Regions from separate parts of the Homo sapiens genome. Here region 1 is linked to region 2. Evidence: read pairs that join two places in POLR2A ChIA-PET (ENCODE). Cell type or tissue: Panc1. All regions are shown on one strand. Each heading gives the region's core, and the rest is flanking DNA. Links, peaks and the distances in the headings are about the cores only.

Region 1 (8,349 bases), core at 209-8,208, 600 kb before region 2:
GTTTGTTGAACCATTTTTAGAATCATAGTTCTATTTTAATTTGTTGAAGAACCTGCATTGCATTTTCCATAATGTCTGTACTAATTTACATTTTTACCAACAGTGTACAAGAGTTCTCTTTTTTCCACATCCTCGCCAATACTTATCTTTTGTGTTTTGATGATAATCATTCTAACAGGTGTGAGGCGATAGCTCACCACAGCCTTGATTTGTATTTCCCTCATGATTAGTGATGTTGAGCACCCTTTCATATACCTCTTGGCCATTTATATATCTTCCTTTGAGAAATGTCTTTTCAGGTTCTTTGCTCATTTTAGAATCAGGTTATTTGATTTTTAAGTTATTTTCTGATGAGTTGTCTGGGTTCTTAAATATTTTGGATTTGAACTGCTTATCAGATATATGGCTTGCAAATATTTTCTCCCATTCCAGAAGTTATCTTTACACTCTGTTTGTATTCTTTGCTCTGAAGAAGGTTTGTCTTTTGATGCAATCTCACTTGTCTATTTTTGTTGCCTATGCTTTCATTGTCATATCCAAAAAAATTATTGCCCAGACCGCTTTCAAGTAGCTTTTCCTCTATGTTTTCTTTTAGTAGTTTTAGGGTTTCAGATCTTACATTTTTGTCTTTAGTCCATTTCGAGTTTATTTTCTTATATGGTGTGAGATAAAGTTCCAATTTTATTCTTCTGCATGTGGATTTCCAGCCCTCCCTTTGATGAATTTTTAGTATTACTGTTCGTTAAAAATATTTATTTACAGTTCAATAATCCAAGCCAGTTTTACTCCAATTTCTGTTTCTTTTTAAATTCAAGTATAGTTTTATTTAATAATTCTACTAAAATCACATATAGTGTGATCCTTCTCATATACCATCATATCTACCTGTGTCTAAAGCTGCCCAGAGATGTCTGGAATTGTATTCATCAAAGATAGCATGAGCGAATCCAGAAAGGAGGATATGGGCGATTTATTGCTTTCTTTCTTTGTAATTTTCTACATAGCTTGATTTAAAAAAAATTAAAAAGACATGTTTTTTAAAAAACAATAAAATCATAGCTTAAAAAGAATCTCATCCACTTGCCAACTCATTTTGAAGCTCTTTTTATAAGTGAAATTGCATCTTGTCCTTTTTATCATTCTATGTAATTTGTTGTCAGGACTAGTTCCTTATCAAGCTAAGTTTTAAGTTTTCATCCAGCTACATTTGCAAGTAAACAAGTTTTCTGAGGGCAGATATTTTGTCTTTTCTGTTTATAGCTCTACCCCAGTACTTGGATCACTGCCTAGGTGCATATTAGGGCCTCAGAAAACATTTTTTGAAGACTAAGTGGATGAAGAACTTTGAGCACCTTTGATAGGAAGTCTTATGGTAGTAAATCCACATATTTATGACTAGCTGATTTTTAACAAAGGTGCCAAGAGCATACATTTGGGAAAAGACAGTCTTTTTCAATAAATGGTCATGGGAAATTGGATATCTATATGCAGAAGAATGAAACTAGACCCCTATCACTTACCATATATAAAAATCAACTCAAAATGGATTATAGACTTAAACATAAGACCTAAACTATGAAACTACTACAAGAAAACATAGAAAAAATGCTTCAGGACATTGGTCTGGGTAAAAATGTTTTTGATGAGACCTCAAAAGCACAGGTAACAAAAGCAAAAATAGATAAGTGAGACTGTCAAACTATACAGCTTCTGCACAGCAAAGGAAACAACAGAATGAAGAGACAACTTACAGGATGGGAGAAAATAGCTGCAAACTATTCACAGATAGGGGATTAATATTCCCTGTGTTGATTAATATCCAGAATATATAAGGAACTCAATAGCAAAAAAAAAAAAAAAACCCAAACAATCCAATTTAAAAATGGGCAAATGATTTGAATAGACATTTCTCAAGAGAAGACCTACAAATGGCCAACAGGTATAAGAAAAAATGTTCAACATCACGAATCATCATGGAAATGCAAATCAAAGCCACAGTGAGATATCATCTCACCTCAGTTAAAATAGCTATAATCAATAAGATAAATAAAAGACATACTGGCAAAGATGCGGAGAAAGAGGAATTCATATACTGTTAGTGGGAGTGAAAATTAGTGCAGTCATTATAAAATACAGTATGGAGGATCCTTAAAAACTAAAAATAGGGTTACCATATGATCTAGCAATCCCAGTACTGAGTATATATCCCAATGAAAGGAAATCAGTGTGTTGAAGTGATATCCACATTCTCATATTTATTGCAGCACTATTCACAGTAGCAAAGATATGGAATCTAAGTGTCCATCAGTGAATGAATGGATAAAGAAAATGTGGTAAATACACAGAAAGGAGTATTATTCAGCCATAAAAAAGAATAAAATCCTGTCATTTGCAGCAACATGGATGAACCTGGAGGACATTATGTTAAGTGAAATAAGCCAGGCACAGAAAGACAAATACCACATGTTATCTGAGATTTGGGAGCTAAAAAAGTTGATCTCATAGTCGAGAGTAGAATAGTGATTACAGAGGCTGGGAAAGGTAAAGGGGAGGAGGAATAGGGAGAGGTTGATTAAAAAGTACAAAATTATACTTAGATAGAAAGAATAAGTTCTAGTGTCTATAGAACACAATAGTGTTCTATAACACATAGTTAACAATAATTTATTATACATTTCAAAATAGATAAAAGAATTTTGAATGTTCTGAAGACAAAGAGATAAGTGTCTGAGGAGATGGGCATGCCAATTATCCTGATTTTATAATTATACATTGTATACATATATCACAACATCACTTGTACCCCATAAATATGTACAATTGTTATGTGTCAATTAAAAAGTCTTCCCGTAGCAAAAAGTATCTTTTCCCATAGCAAAAAGTATGAGAAGTACATAAATGTTACTAAGAATTTGTTTTGCCTTTTTGAAAGAGCTCAAGATACCTGATAACTTTTTTTTTTCTAAGAGAAGTTTTATAGGCTGGGCACGGTAGCTCATGCTTGTAATCTCAACACTTTGAGAGGCCAAGGTGGGCAGATTGCTTGATCCCAGGAGTTCAAGACCAGCCTGGGCAACATGGTGACATCCTACCTCTACCAAAAATATATACAAAAATTAGCTGGGCATGGTGGTGCATACCTGTAGACCTAGCTACTTGGGAAGCTGAGGTGGGAGGATAAATAGAACCCCAGAGGCAGAGGTTACTGTGAGCTAAGATTGCACCACTGCACTCCAGCCTGGGTAACAGAGTGAGACCCTGTCTCAAAAAAAAAAAAAAAAAATAGAAAAGTTTTATGAGGCAGATATTAGGCCTGTGTTACCAAAAATTTTGTTGTGTAACTGTCCTTGGTTGTTCCTCAATTCCAGTGCTGCTGACCAGTGTAAAATGGGTGTGGATCACATCTATTGCTTCTTCAAAGAAGCAGTATGGGAAAACAATGACTCACACTGTAGTGATAAATGGGAATGACAACACAGATCAACAATGTCTGAGCTATTGGTAAACCTAACTGAGAGGTACAAAGAGAGGCAAGGGAGTCCTCCTATGCCTCTTGTACCGAGGGTTGGGCTGCCTGGGCCAATTGATAAAGCAGTTCCCAGCAATGCAGCTCTGACTTTGGAAGGACCCCTGCTCCTTGCCTCCTTTTATTCCCTAGGCTTTAGGTTCTAGGGACTCAATCAGTGTCCCTTTTCTCTAGTAAGTCCAAGACTAGCTGTGGAGTAAGAACCACCTTCCTTGCTGCATACCCCATGGCATTCTTCCTGTTTCTTTGCTCCTCCAGAATTTTGGATGCAAGAAAATGTGCTAGTTCAAAGTTTGCTTTACAGGTTAGACAGACTTAGGTTTGAAGCTTTTGCCCATTCATAGGCTTGGACAAGGCACCCAACATCTTTAAAACCTCTGTTTATCTATAATAGTACCTACCTGTAGTATTATTGCACACTATTAAATAAAATATCCATGTAAAGCACTTGACAAAGTGTCTAGCAAACAGGAAGCACACAGCAAGAGTTAGCTAGTACAACTGCTATTGTTACGATGTTATTTGTTTATATATTTGTCTCCTCTAGTAATGACCTTTTCCAGGACAGAGATGATATTTTAGTCATCTTCGTATCCCATTTGCCTAACAACCTAACTTGAGTATGAAAGTTGCTCAATAAATCTTTGACTAATAAATAACTGCACATGTTTATGTGTGTGTGTGTTTGTGTGTATGTGCACATATATAATATAGAAAGAGATGAAATGGTCTTTTGAAGCTCTAATTTGCTTACAAATATGGATAGCATTATTAAAATCATAAAAAGCCCTATTAAAACTCTGAATTAATTGTATTGGAGATTTTCGCTCACCATAATGGAAAGTTTTCCAAATTTAATTACTTTTGACCTCAAGAAATTTGGACCTTCAGAGCAAGACCTAGTTCCTAAAATAGGAGACCTCATATCTATGCCCTAGGAATGGACTAGGCTAATTTCAGATTAAACTGAAAGGAGAGGACCAAATGCTTTGGGATAGCTGATCCCTTAGGAGTGGGAAGAGAGGTGCTGCAGGTTACTCCTTGTTGGAGTCTCTGTTTCATGGTGTCAACTCATCACCAGGGTCGGTTTTTTCATAGTAGGGAACTTGAGTGATAACACTGGCACAAACTGGAGACTCAAGAAGGTGGAGTAGGAGAACCAGTTTCAGGCGGATGAAAATTTAGCTATTGATTATTTTCAGTTTTAGTGATATTGTATTTGAGTAGATGTGTTAAGATGCAAGCGATAATAATATAGAGCGCTGGGCACGGTGGCTCACACCTGTAATCCCAGCACTTTGGAAGGCCAGGTGGGTGGATCACCTGAGGTCAGGAGTTTGAGACCAGCCTGGCCAAAATGGTGAAACCTTGTCTTACTCAAAATACAAAATATAGCCGGTGGTGGCACCACCTGTCATCCCAGCTAATTGGGAGACTGAGGCAGGAGAATCCCTTGAACTCGGTAGGTGGAGGTTGCAGTGAACTGAGATCATGCCACTGCACTCCAGCCTGGGCGACAAGAGTGAAATTCCAACTCAAAAAAAAAAAAATTATGGAGCTTGAGGTAAGGCTGCCACACTCAATGCTATAAGCAATACCACAGGCTGAGAATTGAGAAAAGCTATGTGAAGACATTTGAAAGTGTTTGAAGTCATTCTTTCTGGATATCTGTTCATGTTGAGTGTGCATGTTATGCTGGTTAGTTGATAAAGAGCATCACATAGTCTAGTTAGGATGGAGCTTGTTCTGATAGCACGAATAAAATTGAGGAATTGAGAATACATTAGCAACAAGGTCTGCAGTAGATCTTTGTCTCCATACACAGGACAATGCCCAAATGAAGCCTCATCAGAACCGTTCACCAGCCTTGTTTCTGACCAGCAGTTTGCGAGAGAAGTCAGCTCCTGGGAATGTAACTGCTGACCTTTCATTTTCATTCACATGCAGAAACCATATTTAGCCATTTAAGAATTAAGAACTGGACACATTGGAGCCCACCACATATTCAAAAAGAGATGGTAAAAGGAAAAGGAGGTATACAATTATAGATAGAATTATGGCAAGAAAATATTTTGCAAAAAGTGGGGAACTAGTATGGAGAGAAGAACACAGCAGAGGAAGAGAGATGAAAGATGTTGAAGGAAGCAATGAGAAAGTAAGATCCAAGAAACATGAAGGAACAAGATGGAGAGATTGGGGGAGTCAGTGTGGAAAATGATACCATTTTTCTCTGAGCCTTGAGAGAAGGATGAAATGACACAAGGAGAGTCAAGGCTATTTGGCAATGAACAGGATATTTGAGAAATTAAGTCATGTTAAGGCTATACAATTGTGTATCAACAAGGTTACCATTTATTGAGTTGTTACCATGTGCCAGGCACTGCATTCACTTTAATTCTCATGCCAATCTTCCGGATAGATATGATTATCACCGTTTTATGGAGGAAGAGACTCCTGTTTAGGGAGTTTAAGTAATTTGCTCAAGGTTACACTGCAAGTAAGTAGGTGGCCTGAGCACACATATCTGCAGGACATCCTAACTTGCTTCTTTTTTGTGAATTATGAACATTTTTGAAACTCTGATGAGAACAGTTTTCTCCTCTGATAACAAATAAACCCAAAGGCACGTACCTACCACATTTGACATGCAGTTGCAGGAGATTGCCCTGAAACCCATCTGTGCACCCTTGTGGATGTGTTGACACTGGATTAAGAGCAATGAATCAATTTTTCAACAAAATAATCTTTAAATATGTATTAGTCTTCCAAGTCATCACAATGCTATTCAAATAACACTTTTGCGGCTCAAAATATTTTTGGAGCTCTAACTTCAGAATGGCCTCAGAATGCACTCACTGGCTACAAAAGAAAATCAATCCCAGTTATTTACTTCTGTTTCCCTCAAACAGTATTTATTGTCCTTCCTTGTCCATTATCCTTGTTTTCAAATGGCTTTTGGCTATTTTTAAAAATACAAGCCATTCTCAAAGGAATCCATCATTAAATAAATCCAAAGAATGTGCAAGAGGCTCAGAAAGAAACCCTAACAGGGCATTTGAGAAGGGATTATATCCGAGGTTAAAGCTTGGGATAAGAAACTCTGTTCTCAAATACAACCACATGATAGCTACACATACTATCTGTGGTTATTACTTTAACGATAGTAATTCGTATTTCCATGTATAAGGCAAGGTGTGCTTCTTAAAATATTAGAAAATATACTCCTAAATTTGATTATTATAAGTTACCAAGTAAAATTTACTGCTGCCAGATATTTTTTGATTATTGGAAATAGAACTTTGTCACTCATGTAGGTAAAATTTAGTGGCTTTTGCAAAGCCAGTCCTTCAGTGAACTATGTAGAAATAGTACACTTAGTCATTGCGCATTGACTTTTCTTATGTGTTTCCATAGTCCAGTTAATTTTCAATGCTTCTGAGGAGGTAGTAAATAATTATATCTAAATTAATAATTTTTAAAAATTGTTTTTTATGGCAGCTTTTGTATCACTCTCTTTTCTTCTAATGTCTAATTGAAATATATCTATTTTAAAAATTAATTTTGTTTTGGGAATATCATGTTACTTCTTAAATCATTGGAAATAGTTCTAGAACTGTTTTTCTCAGCTCATGTTTATCTCAACTATATTAGCTAGAAAATTGTTCTTTCTCTATGGTGCTTGGGAAACCAGGGGTCATATATATTGCACATAAATGTCAATCTATAGAAGGGTATGCTTAAAATTTCCACAATATCATCTTGTCCCCCCGCCCACTTAAATGACTAATAACTTTGGTGATATGTCTTTTTTAATCAACCTGATGAGATCCCCTTCTGGAAGGAGCTCTAGGGCTAAAAAATAAGTAGTACACTTCTCAAGTTATGGCAGAAAAGTTCTTGAGGTGATTATTTTCACTTTCTTCTTTTCTGCCCCACACACCTGCTCACAAGTTCTTAAGGCAACATAGCCCTGTCAAGTAACTAATGGTTGGGTCACTGATAGCATAGGTTGTGGTGTACACAAGTGATTCTCAAGACCAGGTGCTTGTTCTAATTCTATCACTTTCCTCTTCAGTGGAAATGGTCATACTGGTGTACTGTGATACTATTGTGGACAACAATTGGCTTAGGGATAAACAGTTGATGTCCTGCTGTATTTCCTCAGTACATTTAGTATAGATTCTTGCTTTTCAAAGTATGACCCAGGAAACAGCAGCATCAGCATGACCTGGAGAATTGTTAAAAATGCAGAATGTCAGGCCCCACCCCAGGCCTACTGAATCAGTATTTGCATTTTAATAATGCCTTCAGGTAAATTGTATACACGTCAGAGTTTTGGTAGCACTAATTTAGATGGGTCTATGTAAGCTCTATGCTTAGCAATTGCAGAAATTCCTTAGTTGCTGTATTTTGGGTGATGGATATTGATAAAAAACCAATGAACAAAAAAACACAAGCCGACTGAACAGACGCAATTCCATCTATTGCAAGTGATGGGTATAAATATGAAAAATTGTTAAATTTCAGATATTTGGCTTATTCACTTTTAGTCTTTGGAACTGGTTTTTTTTCCATTTCTAATTTCTTTTACTCTGAGTTTATGTTATGTTCTGGCTCATGTAGTAAAGCTGACTGAAACTCATCATCCAAACCATTTTCAATTTGCTTCTCCTGAGAGTAAGATTTTGTGGTTTTATCTCATTTGCAACCACTGTTCTTGTGAAATAATCTAGTTTTATCCCAAATCAGTAGCAAGGATTAAGGATACAACAAACTGACCAAAATATATTGTAAGCCCAAGATGCAGCCGCAGGTCTGTGTCA
Region 2 (8,349 bases), core at 328-8,327:
TTAAATTTAGCATTATGTGTTAAAATTGAAAGGGAATAAGATAAAATTTACATAAACACACATACACAAAAAAACTTGATATTTTATGTTAATGGCTAGTGCATATTATGTATATATATAAAATGTCAATGAATAAAGTTAATTCAAGTTTAGTCAAAAAATAAAAATTAACTCCACATCATTTTCCTTATAAAATGGGTAAAATAAAAAGAGGCAGGCCGGGCACGGTGGCTCATGCCTGTAATCCCAGGCACTTTGGGAGGCCGAGGTAGGTGGATCACCTGAGGTCGGGAGTTTGAGACAAGCCTGACCAACATGGAGAAACCCCATCTCTACTAAAAATACAAAAATTAGCTGGGGGTGGTGGTGCATGCCTGTAATCCCAGCTACTCCGGAGGCTGAGGCAGGAGAATTGCTTGAACCCGGGAGGTGGAGGTTACAGTCAGCCGAGATCACACCATTGCACTCCAGCCTAGGCAACAAGAGCAAAACTCCGTCTCAAAAAAAAAAAAAAAAAAAAAAAAGTAACATTATCAATACTGTTTATAAGTAAGTTCACATACTGCAGGTAAAAATACATTAAATTATACCCTTCTGAGTTGCACAGCTTAGCTGTGGCATGTACCTGGGGTGGAGGCCTGGCCCTGGCCTGGTCCAGCCTCATGGGGCCTGAATGCTTTGCCCACCACCTGTTCCCACCTCTCGCCCTGTGCCCAGCCTCGGCCAAGCCCTGGTGGCCAGATGCCCAGTGCCTGTCTTGGAGTCGGAGCTGTACTTCCTCATCAGCTGGTACCTGTTGACCAGCCTGTGTCAGAGAGTGGCCTAGGTACCAGTGCTGGAGCTGAAGCAGCACCAGTTGCTGCTGAAGAGGTTGGACTAGGAGGGCAACGAACACAACAGTCTAAAAATTTGAGACATAATTATTAGACTGAATGCAAAGAATTGGTCTTGTCCATTAAGCATGTGGCTCCTGATCACCTGCTGTGGGTCTGCCAGTGCTTCAATCTTATTTTGGTTAAAGAAATTCCACTCGGTATTTCAAGAGTCACTTCTTTCCTTGGTGCAGGAAGGCAGTCTTTGTTACATACAGCAGAACATAGGTTAATGTGGAGATGTGTTCTGCTTTGTGTTAATAGCTTTAAGCATTGTGGAGGAAAGGTGATAATATATGTAAGTCATGCTGTGAACTATACAATTCTCTGCATTTAGCATAGAACATTGAATTCTGCTGTGTGTTTCATGGGCCCTTCTGCGTTTAAAAAATTGATAAAGACACATATGTTAGCTAAAAAGCTTGAATTTATTCTGAGATGTGTTTGAAGTTTTATCACTGTGAATTCTTAATCTTCCACTTTGAAGCTCCCTCATAACTTCATTGAACGTAATTGTATGTGTCTAATAAACTCTTTAAGTGCTAGGAGTATTTCATTTGATATTTAGATTCTGAAAATCCTTTGTTATAAAGGGAAGTGATTTTATAAATTTGGAAGCAGCTTGAAAACACACACCAAAAATGTAAAATTGCATGGTTCTTTTCTTCACCAATTTAATTTTTTTGCAAAGTTATGTGCTAGCAAAATGTTTGGAATTGCTATCCTTTTTCTGTTAGCTTGGTATAAATGACTTAAACTAAGTATGTACATGTGATATGATCCATGTGTACATCTGATTAAACTGTTAATGGGCAAAGATTGTTGGTTCTTTTGATCCTAAGCATACATTAAATTACATCCCATGATTATTTTTTGTTACAAGCTATTGCTGATGTGATGCTACCTCTTCAATGCAGCACTAACATAAAGCTTAACTGAGAAGGAACCACCTTCCCTCTTAGTTCCATGCCAGACTGGTTTGTCAGCCTTAGTTGTTTCTTAGTCCTCTGTAGCAATGCCACACTGTGGCATCAGGAAACCATGTATATTCTTTTTTCTTCTGTTTCCCTATTCACTTTGTAATTATTCTGTTTTAGGTGGTTATATGGTAGTTACTGGGGTAGCATGTTTTCCTTTGTTTTTCTCTACTTGCGTCAAGCTCAATGTCATGGTTTTGTTATGAGCACTGCTTGCTACTGGCAGATCTTAGAAGAGACTTCAGCAAGCAGCTCCAGAGTAGGGGCCATAATTCTCTATTTGTTTTGTACTAGTACCACAAGAGGATGCCTTGTAACTGCTCTTTGGTCATGATAGTGGTAGTGAATCCATTCATGTAAAATGCAATATGTCTGTTGGTTTGGGGGCACTTAAGATTCCACAGAGGTTTAGTATAATGCTCTCCCTTCTTTCTTTTTGAGTGGTGAAGAAACTAAATTTCTAGCACAGCATGACTGCTCATAGCCTGTGTTCTGTTGCTATCTGCTATGGGGGGGCACATATTGTTTTCTTAATGCATTTGCTGGTTGGTCAAGGAGGGATGGGACTTTTGAATTTGTGTCCAGACACATAGATCCTACATATGGGCTCTTCTGCGGAGGATTATCTGAGATCCTAAAATAAAAGGAAAGGTATTTAATTTTAATTTGTCACTACTTCATAAAGAGACTAAAGTATGGCAGTATTGTCCAAATTAATTTTAAAACCGAAGAAGTCAAGAATGTTCATATAAATTAAAGAAATTAAATTTTTCCTTATAAAAGTTTCCATTTTTAAGAAGTTGAATCAAACATAAGACCTTTCATCTTTAATATTGTATAGTGTAATGCTATGTTGAAAAATCAACACTTATTTGGCATTAAATGGGAAATAAATAAATAATAGCTTTCTGGAGACTCTTTGAATATCTATAATCTGATTTGAAAATTCCCTCTTGAGAAATTTACCCTAAGGAAATTCTCAGAGATATCTATAAAATATTAAATGCTAAAATGTTCATTTCAGTCTTATTTATGACAAAAGATTTCAAAACAACATAAATACTCAGAATTAGACCGAATAATAGGATTTTCGTACAATAGAAGAACATATAGTCATATAAGATCTTACTACAGAAGTGTATATTCATGTGAGAAATAGTTAAACTATTATAAAATATACAGAATGATTCCAATTTTACAAAACTAACTACATATATGTGCATAGCAAATGCCAAAGAAAATGTTAAAGATGCTTATCTCTGGGCAATAGGATTATGGGTGTTTTGTTTCACAGTTTCAAAACTGAGTGTGTGTATATATATATATATTATATTATATATATAAAGTTTTATATGTACATAAAGCTTTTTTTCAAAGTAACTAAATGGAGAATATAGAGGAGGAAGCAAGAAGCATGGAATGGAGTCCAACAGTCATGTGGAGAAGAACAGTGAGAAAACTAGTGGTGTTAGCCAGTACATGGCAAGGGGAAGCTGTCCCTCTTCAACCAGTTTTTCAATAACCAAGGATCCAACCGATTAACCTGTGGTCTTCAAGGCTATTTAACTGAGATTGTGCAGTTGCCACACTGTGAACTTCTTTCAGTTTCTGGTCATTTTCATTGAAAAAGACAGGAAAGGGAAGTGGCTGACACAGCTGCTCTTCCCATGGGTAGTCACGTTAATTAGGGGCCAAGGAAGGAGAACAAGGGAAGTTTTCTGATTTTTCCTGAGAAAAAAAACTTACTGTCAGCAGCTGTCTTTCTAATCTCATTCTTTTAGCAAACCCCTCCTTCTCTTTCTGTCCTCTTTGGGATTTTATTGACGAAAAAAATTTGTAATCCCTGCCCTAAAATTGAAATAACTTACCTGCAATGCAAATAACAGGTATTGGTTTTCACAAAAGCAATTTAAAATTGTACCTCGACCAACGTCTCAAAAAATTATAATTCACCAGGCTAATGTTATAAGAAGAAACATTCGGAGTGGAGGAGAACAAGAGACGGCAGAATTAGATAGAATACAAGGTGTAGAGCAAATGCTCTCAGATTCCTAGAAGTGCAGAAAAAGCATTAGGTATTCAGAACTTCTGCTACAAGGTGATCAATGTCTACTCTTGGAGGGAAAAGTCATTGGAAGCCTCATCCATGAGAAATCTTGGAATCTTTGAAAATTCTGCCAGCAGGCTGGTGTTTGCCCTTGTGCAGGGATAGAAGCTGTATGCTCATCTCTCTTCTTAATCAGAAAAGCCAGGGAAGCCAGGCAGCCACCTTTCCCTGTCTATTTAATGAATGAGGGTGCTTTTCTTCAGGAGATAAGTCACAGTTGAAGACCTGAGTTCTAAAATGCCAGGGTGGCATTCTCTCTAACGCTGCCTCAGAGCAAGATTCTGTCGTACATTGAAGAGAAAATGACTCTAGAGTTTGGTTGATTAAGACTTCCCTGCAGTCATATTTCAGTCATACTTCCTTTAGGAGACATGGAAACCTTCATGATAATACTCTATTTGCAATATAAATCTAATTATCCTTATTAGCTATTCTGTTTCTCTTGACAAATTAACATTTGATAGTCTTGATAATTCTATTTAGAGACTTTGTTATGGGAAAAACAACCCTCAACAAATGGCTAAATTTCCTAAGCTTACCTCAGATATAATTATTTGATATAAAGTACAGATTGCTTTGATATTTCGGTAAATGGGATTAAAGTTTGTAGGATCCACTTTCTCATTAAGAAAATAGCCGAGGGCAAGTGGGTTGAATCGAAGGCCCTTTGCAATATTAAGTGCCCAGGAGATATCCACCCTGAATCACTGAAAAGTTCCTTTAGGCTTTTCTTTGTGAACCTCAGCTCTACAGCAAAAACGTATTCTGATCTAGAAAGGTCACATTGTTTTTATCATCTTGGACTACATCTCTAAGCAGGGCTAAAACAGAAAAAAATCTAATGCCACTTCCTGTCTCCCTGGGTTAGCTCTGATGCTTCAACAATGACCGCAAAATAGATGATGTAGATTATAAAGCGCTAGCTAGTATAGGGCAGTAGATCCTGTTTCAGTTTGAAACAGCAAAATGCCACTAATCCAATTAAGAAAGTTCAGCTTCCCAGGTCACTGAAGGAAAATGTCTCTCAGGAGAGGTTTGGACATGATAGATTAAGGCCTGCTTCCAATACAATGCTTTGTAGACCTCTCAGTTAGGAAAATAATTAGAGATCAGCAGAAATCCATAGATAAATATATGTATTAATACGTTTGCCAGAAATTTGATAGAGCATTGGTTTCTTCATCATCTTATGAACCAATGAAGACCATTTTCACATATGTATCTTTACTTTCATGGCTTTTCTGCCTTGAGTATCTCTACTCTCTTTACTTTTCTGGTTAAAACTATATGCCAAGGCCTAACCCAGGTCCCACCTCTTCTGTGAAACTTTTCCAAGTTGGGTGAAGATTATTTTCTTTATCTTCATCCCTGTAATAACCACCTATACCATTGTTTAGCTCATAATTTGCTGTCTGGTATTCATTCATTCATTCATCTAACCAACAAATATTTATCCAAACTTATATTGTACCAGGCACTGTATTCACTCCTGAGTATACAATGATGATGAAAACAGAAGTAATACTGCCTTAGTGAAGCTTAGATTTTGGTACGCTCTAAGGAAGAAAAACCCTAGCGAGCTGTGGAGGGAGTGACAAGGGAGACATGCTTTAGTTGGGTGATCAGGTGCGGGAGGTGGTAATGAACATCTGCCATTGGGGGTGCCCAACATCTTTTGAGTACCCTCCCTATGTCGTGGGAGCTTTCTATGTTGTGAAAACAGCCTTCTTAAGGTAGAAACCAAAAACCTGACTATATAGGGTAAAAACGTGGTATGTATCCTTAGATTCCCTTGACTGCCTTCTTCCTTCTAAAGGTGCCACCCATATCTGAACTTTGCCTCACTCTGCTGAGCTTGCAGCCTGGGAGGAGGCTGAGATGAAGTTCTGGGCACATGGTCCACATCCCTCAGCTGTTGAAGCAATCCACCCTGATTTTCCCCTACATTTCCAGACCTAGAGGAAACGCCACAGTACCAGGAGTGGGATTCAACAGTGACCTGAATTACCCAAGTTGAAAGTCTGAGGGAACTAGCCCGTGGTGAGGCCAGTCTAGTAAAACAGGAAATGTATATGGGAGAAAGCTCCATAGATAAATTTCTCCTCCTTTCTCCCTTCTAAAGATTACCCTGAATCAGCTCCTCTTTTTAACTGCTCTGGAGAAGTACGACAGACCAGTGGATACACATCCTGAACACAGGAACCAACACAGAAATGCATCATAGCACCTTTCTCTACTCATGTTCTTCACCCTCACTGCTGGATTTGTACTTCTCAAAGAAAGTGTCAACATGTTAATCCTTGCCTCAGGCTCTGCTTTCTGGAGAACATGTTCTAAGACATGTACATTTCCTAGACTCCTTTGCAGTTGTGGGAGGACAAATGTCCAGGTTTCATTGGTCAGATGAATCTTACCTGACATTTGAATGTAGACAGAAGCAATATGAATGAGTGGCTACCAGTGGGGACATCTTTTGGCATGTGCTGTTGTGAGAATAATATTGTGGAGCTTCTGGAATTCAGATCCAAGATCCACAAATGATCACTGCCAGCCAGGGACAAAAGCAGCTGTTTTTTTTCTAGGGCTTCGAAATATTGCATACTTTACAAAACTGTTGAAAAGAAACTGTGCCAGCATATGTGAATGAGTTGCACAATCTCTGAAGTGTTACATAAATGCCTCTCTTTTTTTCTGTGAATTCAGGATATTGAAATAGATTAGAGATGCCAAAACACCTAATATACTTGCCAACATTCTCTATGCTGGGTCGATGCCTACACAAGTAATCAATTATAGAATTCCTTTTTCCTAATCTACATGCAGTCCCAGAATTCTCAAACAATATTCCACACAACCACTACCACTTCGACGGCATTAACACAAGAAAAGATACCTATTTAAAATCCCAGGTTTAGATGGTTTCTAAGATCTAGTCTATCTACAGCACACTAATTCCAATACTATACTATACATGTGAGTAAGTTACAAATAATTACACACTGTGCTATACCAAAAATTTAGTATAATAGATGTTTAATTTAAGGAATGTGTCTGGTGGAGGATTATTGTATACACTTTTAAATCAGCATGATGCTATTATTAACATGCCTGCTTTAGGAATATGATAGCACAGATTATTTGACAAACTGAAAATCAGTATAATTATTATGCATTCTAAGCCATGTGTTTATTACTTTGATTTATTTTCAAGATGCTTACTACTCTGTATGCCCACCTAACTTTTATTCTTTTCTTTCTTTCCTTCATTACCATAAGCATACTCATATTGATATCAAACACACACACGGATTCATACATATACATAGTTCTTCAAAGTTCTTAAGGTATAAAACAGAACCTACACTAAGACCAAAGGTATAATGAAGTATTTATTTCTATAAATGACATTACACATATCCACAAAGGGAGAATATGGGAATAATTTATAGATAAGGCTCTGTGCTGTATTTGAGATGATAAAATCCAGGAATAAATGTCACTCCAGCTGGGCACCCTCAAAAATCTCTAGAAATTTACAAATAACTCAAAATGCATAGTAGTTTGAAGTTGAAGATCTCTGATCTTCAGATAATAAGTAGTAAACCACAACATTTAACTTCAGACCCAGTGGATGCAACCCAAAAACATCAGATTCACCCACTTAGCCAGGATAGCAACTGAGAGAGGTTTTTCATTCACTTACACAGGAGGAAGGAAGGCTTTAGTTAGCAAGTTCACTTAAGCACTAGACCAAACAGAGACAAGCCGCGGGCTGCCGCCCACTGATCTCAGAGGTTTCCCAAGACACTGAAGGCTTTAGGTACCTGTCCTCCCAAATGAGGCTCTACCTTAAGTAATTATTAGCATACTTCCACATAAAAATACTGTCCATGGGTGTCTGAGTATTTATGACAAGGATATAGCTTTGGTCAAATACAGGTCAGTTGTTGGTTATGTGTTAAGATGTTTTAGCCAAACTTATTGTGAATTAATATTTTTTAGAGATTAATCTCCCCCATTATCCATTTCTTATCTTTTCATCTAATATAAATAATCAATAAGAGCTCAAGTAAAACATTTATTTTTTACTTAATTTCCTACTATCTACACATAGGAGAAGCAGGGAAAATGGGATTTTCCTCTTTCCCCTGCTTCTTCTACAAGAAAAGGAATAAAGGAAGGGCAAAAGATAAAGTAGGGGAAAGGGAATTTTTTCACTTGCCTTCTTATAGTTTTTACCCTCTAATGTTCTACAAAAATAATTTGCTCATTCCAATAGACAAGAGAATGAAAAATGTTCTTGCTATTGAGATAAGAAAATATGGTCATAAAATTAATCTTGAAAACATACAGCTACAGTTATATTGATTAGCACAATCCAAGAACCAGAAAT

What was found. ChIA-PET counts read pairs that join two places held together with the same protein. Peaks named below come from ENCODE experiments on the same cell type or tissue, not always from the same donor. Only the 100,000 strongest peaks of a DNase experiment are listed, where the experiment ranks them.
Region 1: POLR2A ChIA-PET joins it to region 2 with 5 read pairs; 2 of 35 experiments call an interaction of 5 or more read pairs at or near these places.

Annotation. Positions count from the first base shown.
Region 1 is chr7:17,628,358-17,636,706 of GRCh38, reverse strand. No RefSeq gene overlaps it. Among named protein-coding and RNA genes, the nearest start is that of LINC02889, 74 kb to the right of the region's middle. In Panc1, for the core only: no CTCF peak of the experiment used is centred there; a DNase peak (open chromatin) is centred at 3,457.
Region 2 is chr7:17,025,847-17,034,195 of GRCh38, reverse strand. The region is part of intron 2 of LOC124901595 (a long non-coding RNA gene); the gene reads left to right. It also overlaps the pseudogene BRWD1P3. Among named protein-coding and RNA genes, the nearest start is that of AGR3, 150 kb to the right of the region's middle. In Panc1, for the core only: no CTCF peak of the experiment used is centred there; no DNase peak of the experiment used is centred there.